Regions from separate parts of the Mus musculus genome. Here region 1 is linked to region 2. Evidence: chromatin contacts called from ENCODE POLR2A ChIA-PET data. All regions are on one chromosome and are shown on one strand. Each heading gives the region's core, a stretch centred on a gene start or an enhancer-like site at or near the end of the contact. The rest is flanking DNA. Distances are from core to core; before and after follow the strand shown.

The links. ChIA-PET counts read pairs that join two places held with the same protein, here RNA polymerase II (POLR2A).
Region 1: POLR2A ChIA-PET joins it to region 2 with 41 read pairs in Patski. The contact joins the promoter of Nub1 here to the promoter of Smarcd3 in region 2. POLR2A ChIA-PET finds 5 or more read pairs at or near these places in 4 of 5 experiments (Patski and embryonic stem cell).

The regions. Positions count from the first base shown.
Region 1 is chr5:24,684,499-24,687,198 of GRCm38, forward strand. It overlaps Nub1 (negative regulator of ubiquitin-like proteins 1), which reads left to right and starts at 1,317. Exons shown (of 15, transcript NM_016736.3): 1 at 1,317-1,524.
Region 2 is chr5:24,600,660-24,603,359 of GRCm38, forward strand. It overlaps Smarcd3 (SWI/SNF related, matrix associated, actin dependent regulator of chromatin, subfamily d, member 3), which reads right to left and starts at 1,343. Exons shown (of 13, transcript NM_025891.3): 1 at 1,122-1,343. The coding sequence starts at 1,199.

The DNA.
Region 1 (2,700 bases), core at 67-2,566, 84 kb after region 2:
TTAGAGTGGAAACAGTTATCTACAGATACAGTTTTCTTGGGTTTACAGTCACTTTCTTTTGTTTGGTTCTGAAAGCTTTGTCAGTTTGGAGGGCATAACAAACAACTTGCAAATCTGATCCTTATCATAATAACAATTTGTTTAGTTCCTGATTCACAGTGAGGCCAGGCATTTTTGGACTGACTAAGCAGGCCTGCTCTGGGTTCTCCAGTACGTGTGTGGGAAGCGGGTGTTGAATGATGGATCTAGCTTCACTGGCAGGCTGGCAATTGGCAAACTCCTCGCTGGGGTTCCTGGTTGCTTAGGCTCCTGCAGGCTTGCTCAGGCCTCCTCTCACAGTCTGCAGCAAGATGGGGCTCAACACCAGAGCATTGTTTCTTTTCTCATAGTATTTAAAAAAAAAAAGGCCTTTTTTTTTTTTTTTTTTTTTGGTTTTTGGTTTTTGGTCTTTTTGAGACAGGGTTTCTCTGTTTAGCCCTGGCTTTCCGGAACTCACTCTGTAGACCAGGCTGGCCTCGAGCTCAGAAATCCCCCGCCTCTGCCTTCCAAGTGCTGGAATTAAAGGCGTGCGCCACCACTGCCCGGCGTCTTCATTTTTTTATGCCCGTTTGGATTGTTCCCTTACATAGACATAAGGGCACATGCATTTTTCACAGCGCTGAGCAAAGCAGATGTCTCTATCTACTGTACTCATGGTGGGAGTAGCCGCTGGAGGGAGGCATGGGTAGCGTACCTAACTTCACCATGAGCGGGGATCCTGGTGGGATTGTGGAGGGTAGTGTGAGAATCCTTTAGTCTAGGGGATCCCCTAGGCCTAGTAGAGGGAAGACGAGAAAAGGTTCAGGAAAACAGGTCTTGCTCTGTCAAGGCTTTTGGGGAATAAATAAAGGCAGACTCATTTTCCTCTGACTCTGAAAAACTCGGTCTGGGAGTGGTCCGAAGACCTCGTGATTGAAGACTAGCATTGCCTCACTTCCATTCCTCACCACGCCTCTTCCCCCTGCACAGCAGACCCCCTCCCACCGCTTTTGACCAGTTTTAGCCTTGCCTTTCCACCTAACAGCTCCACCTACAGTCGGCCCTTGCCTCCATCTTCCTCCTCGCCCGGTCCCACATCCGCTCCACCGCAAACTACCAGCCCCGCCCACAGATCGCCTGACCCTCAGCGCGGCCCTCGCCCCAACCACTTTGTCTCTCTTCCCCCTTACACGTCAGCCCCGCCCTAGCTACACTCTCCCTATTTCCATCTACTCTGTTGTCCCGCCCCATATCAGCCCCGCCCATTAAATACTAGCCCCGCCCACAGCCGCGTTTTCAGGGCTTCCTTCCGTTCGATGCTTCAGATCGCCCTTCAAGCCCCTTGGCCCCACCCTTCCATGCAGCTCCGGTCCTCGACCGGCCTTCCGGACAGCGCGAGGGGGCGGAGCCGGGGGCGGGGCCGGCCTCACCCGGAATGAAAACAAACGGCGGCCTTTGCCGCATCCGGGCACTCGGCAGGTCGCAGCTGGCTCGGCAGTGGCGCAGGTGAGACGGCTGCGGCAGCGACCGGGCCTTGGGCCTGGGCCTGGTAGCGCGGCCGGGGCGGCCGTGGGCTCGGTGGGCAGGAGCGGCCAGGCGGACGCGGCGAGGCGGGCTGGGGCGGAAGCGGGAGGGGGTCGCGGCGGGGCGGAGGGGAAGGGATGGACACCAGCCAGCAGCTTGAGTTTGGATGAGCTGACTGCCGGGGCTGACAGCGGAACGCGGGGTGTGAGAACGCAAGCTTTCTGGACCCACACTTGTCCTCGCCTCCTTCCCTTGCTTTTAAATAGGAGGCCCTAATGGCATGTCATTTCCCCGAGAGGGAACGTGTTGAATGTGCGTAAGGTTGTATGCAATCTCGATTGATCTACAAGTGAAAGTGGTATTTTCAACATTGATGCCTAAGGTTTCACTTTCGGTTCAGAGCGCTGATCTTGATGATTTACGTGTTTTCTGCGTTGGAACGCCCAGCAACACACATGAAACAGTTCTCCAATTAAAATTGAAAACTGGGCTGTTAGATTTTCTTCCTTTTGACCTAACACATGTCATTCTGGTACCTGTAACTGGATTTTCATAGGTTTGAATACAGTGGTTTAATTTAATTAATTAATTTTTTTGAGATGGTGACTCACTATGTAGCTCTGGTTGTCCTGGAATTCGCTAAAGGCGAGCAAAACTATAATCAAGCCGGTGGTTTAATTTTGTTCAACATTAAATCTTTATGTTAATCTGGGCATGGCATACCTTTAGCCCCAGCATTTAGGAGGCAGAGATGATCAGGTGATCTCTGTGAGTTCAAGTCCAGCCTGGTCTACATAGTAAGTTCCAGGACAGAGCTGAGTAGTGAGACTCTGTCATGGTTTTAAAAAAAACAAAACAAAAACAAAAAAACTTAGTCGGGCGTGGTGGCGCACGCCTTTAATCCCAGCACTTGGAAGGCAGAGGCGGGGGATTTCCGAGTTCGAGGCCAGCCTGGTCTACAAAGTGAGTTCCAGGACAGCCAGGGCTATACAGAGAAACCCTGTCTCAAAAAACCTAAATAAATAAATAAATAAATATTACGTGATGCAGACCTAGCAACAGTGTGGAGCACAGATGAAGGGTTGTGATAGCCTTGGCTTCTTTTATCAGACAGTGGACTGGGTACAGTCTGAAAGGCTGTTTTCAACCTTCTGAATA
Region 2 (2,700 bases), core at 93-2,592:
AACCCATAGGGCTGCCTTGGAATTTATACCCCAGAGATCCCTATGGCTAGAGAACAGGCTGCCACAGAGAAGCCCTCTTCCCTATCAGCCACTCTCCTATTCATCAAGGCCACTGATACTGTTGGGTCTAATGAGGCCCTGAGAAGAAGGCTTCTAGGGGCCCCCAGGAGCCTGCCATCAGTAACAGCCTCATAAGGGTCAGATTCTGGGGGCCCTTGCCTCTCACTGAAATGGTGCTTCCTGGAGTCACAACCAAATTTGGCCATAGTAAATATGACTGACTCTTCCCTCCATATGCCCAGGCTTAGAGCTCCTCACAGCAGGCTCTCCACCTCAATAGGTTCCTGGGTACCCTCAGACTCCTCACATGTCTTCGTGAGTGTGTGAGTGTGTGTGTGTGTGTGTGTTAGAACGGTATAGTACTATCCCTTTGGTTTCTAGGCCTCATGTCCCCAACTCCTGCCCCTCCTTCACACCTTTGAGGTGTTAAGGTCATCAACTTCTGGTGGCTGAGCCTGCCAAGGAGATCTTCTGACTGCTTAACTTGAGGTCTCACAAGTAGACCCTTCTCAGCTCTGACAGCAGGGCCAAGTCCTCAAGGCCCTCCTGCTAGGATGCAGAGGTTGTTCAGCAGAGAGCTTTTGCTCTTAGGTCACCTGCTCCTAGCTGCTCAGACCTAGTCGGAGTGACCCTGTCCCAAAGGATGAACAGGGACAACAGGCAGCCCTGCCCTAGCTGTGTGTTCGAGTCACCACCCCACCCCCACCCCCAGGGCAGGGGTAACACCTGAGCCCACCAGTAAAAGAATGTGAGACATGTCAGTTACAGAGGGGACCCCCCTCTTGGGGGAGGCACGGTGCCCACATCCCACCCCTTGCCCCTGAGAAGAACCCAAGCCGACGCCTCTCTTCCCGGCCGCCGCGCGCCCATCCCCAGCCGACCGCTTGGCGACGTGTTCGGATGCCAGGGCGCCCGCAAGGTCCCAGGGTTGGGCCGTGACCGTGCGCCCCTCAACCAAAGGGGTGGGAGAGCCGGAGCGCGCCGGCGGCCCCTCCCGATCATCCCTCCATTCAGCCCGAGCCAGCTCGCTCACCCTCCCCCGCTAACTTTCCCCCACTCACCACCCCATGGACCAGAAACTCAAAAAGTTTGCTTTTCGTGGCTTTGCGCGCCCCTCCGGCAACTTCGTCCGCGGCCATCGGGGTGGGCTCAGCGGCTCCTCTCACTCTCTCTCTCTCTTCCTCTTTCTTTCCCTTTTCTGCCTTTTTTTTCCTCCAACTCTCCCCTCTGAGTCCTGCTGGGCTCTCTCACACTTCTACTCGAGCGGAGTGGGGAGGGGGCCCCTTCAGGGCTGCCCTGACGGCCCACGGCCCACGCCGCCGCCGCCGCCCGCCCGCCGCCGCCGCCGCCGCGGCTGCCGCATTCCTGCACTGATAAGACAGAAATAGTCCGGCGGCCCGGGGTCTGCCTGCGACGCGCCGGGGACGGAGCGGCCCTCCTGTGCACTCCGCGTGGTCCAAGCGGCGCACAGAAGCGGCGAGACGAGCCGATCTGCCCGGAGGCTGCGCGATGGGCAGCTGCGCTGCGCCCAGGCCGCCCGGGGCCCATCGGTGGCGGCTCGGGGAGGGAACACCACGGGAGGTGACAAGGGGCTCGCCAGCCACTCTGCCCTCGCCACAAATAGTTTCTCGGTTAGGGAATTCGCCGACATGGCCAGGCAGGGAACAGACAGTTCCAACTTTTTTCCCCCAAGTGGCTCCTGCAGCATTTCTGAGGCCCTTTCCCCTGGGACCAGGCAGGCCAAGTAGGGAAACATTTGCTGGAAGGAATCTGGGGGGGAACCCGAGCCCGAAGCAGGCCTTGCTCCTGTCCCAGGGCCAGCGCGGTGGGTGTGCCGGGCTAGGCGGGCTCCCGGGCGCCCGCAGATGTGTGTGCCCTTGTCTCGCACACCGTGTGTCTGCACCCTTTTGTGGCACGGCGCAGAGGCTGTGGGTGTGGATGTTTATGTGCGTGCACTGACAAACGCCCAGTCTGTGTGCTTCCCTTCACAAGAGCCGCCGAGCCTGCGCGCGTGCGTGCGGGGCAGGACACGGCCTGTGTCTTTCAGCTCTGTTGGAGTCTATTTCTGGGCTTGTGAGTCTTTGTTTGTCTCTGTGCGAGAAAGTGAGGGCAATAGGGGAAATATTTCCGAAAAGGGGACATGGACTGGACTCATGAGAACAGGAGGAGTACATTGTGAGGAATGGCGCGGATCCAGGGTGGGTACTTGGGTGGGTAGGAGGAAAGGGTGAGGCAAGCAGGGCTTGATGGCTTTGGCGCGGAGACCCAGAGAGCTCGGGATTGGTGAAGTCCGCCCCAGAACCGAAGAGAAAGCAGGAGTGTGGGGTAGGAAGACGAGGAAACCCTAAATGGGACAGTGTGGATAGAACTGGCCATCCCTGGAGGGGAGGAAGAACAGAAAGGAGGGGACAAATCCTGAGATCCCTAGGTTGAGCCCAAGCTCCGCCCATTCCACAAGCCACGCCTGTCCCCACCTTCTGAAGGAGGAGTCCGCGGGTTTCAGGACAATCAAGGGTCAGGTTTATGGGCTAGCTGGGGCTGCCGCTGAGAGAGGGACAATGCCTGAGGGAACTTGTGGGAACACATACAATTTGAGCCCTCAAGACCCATTGCACCGAGGGACCCTAACCTTTGGCCCTT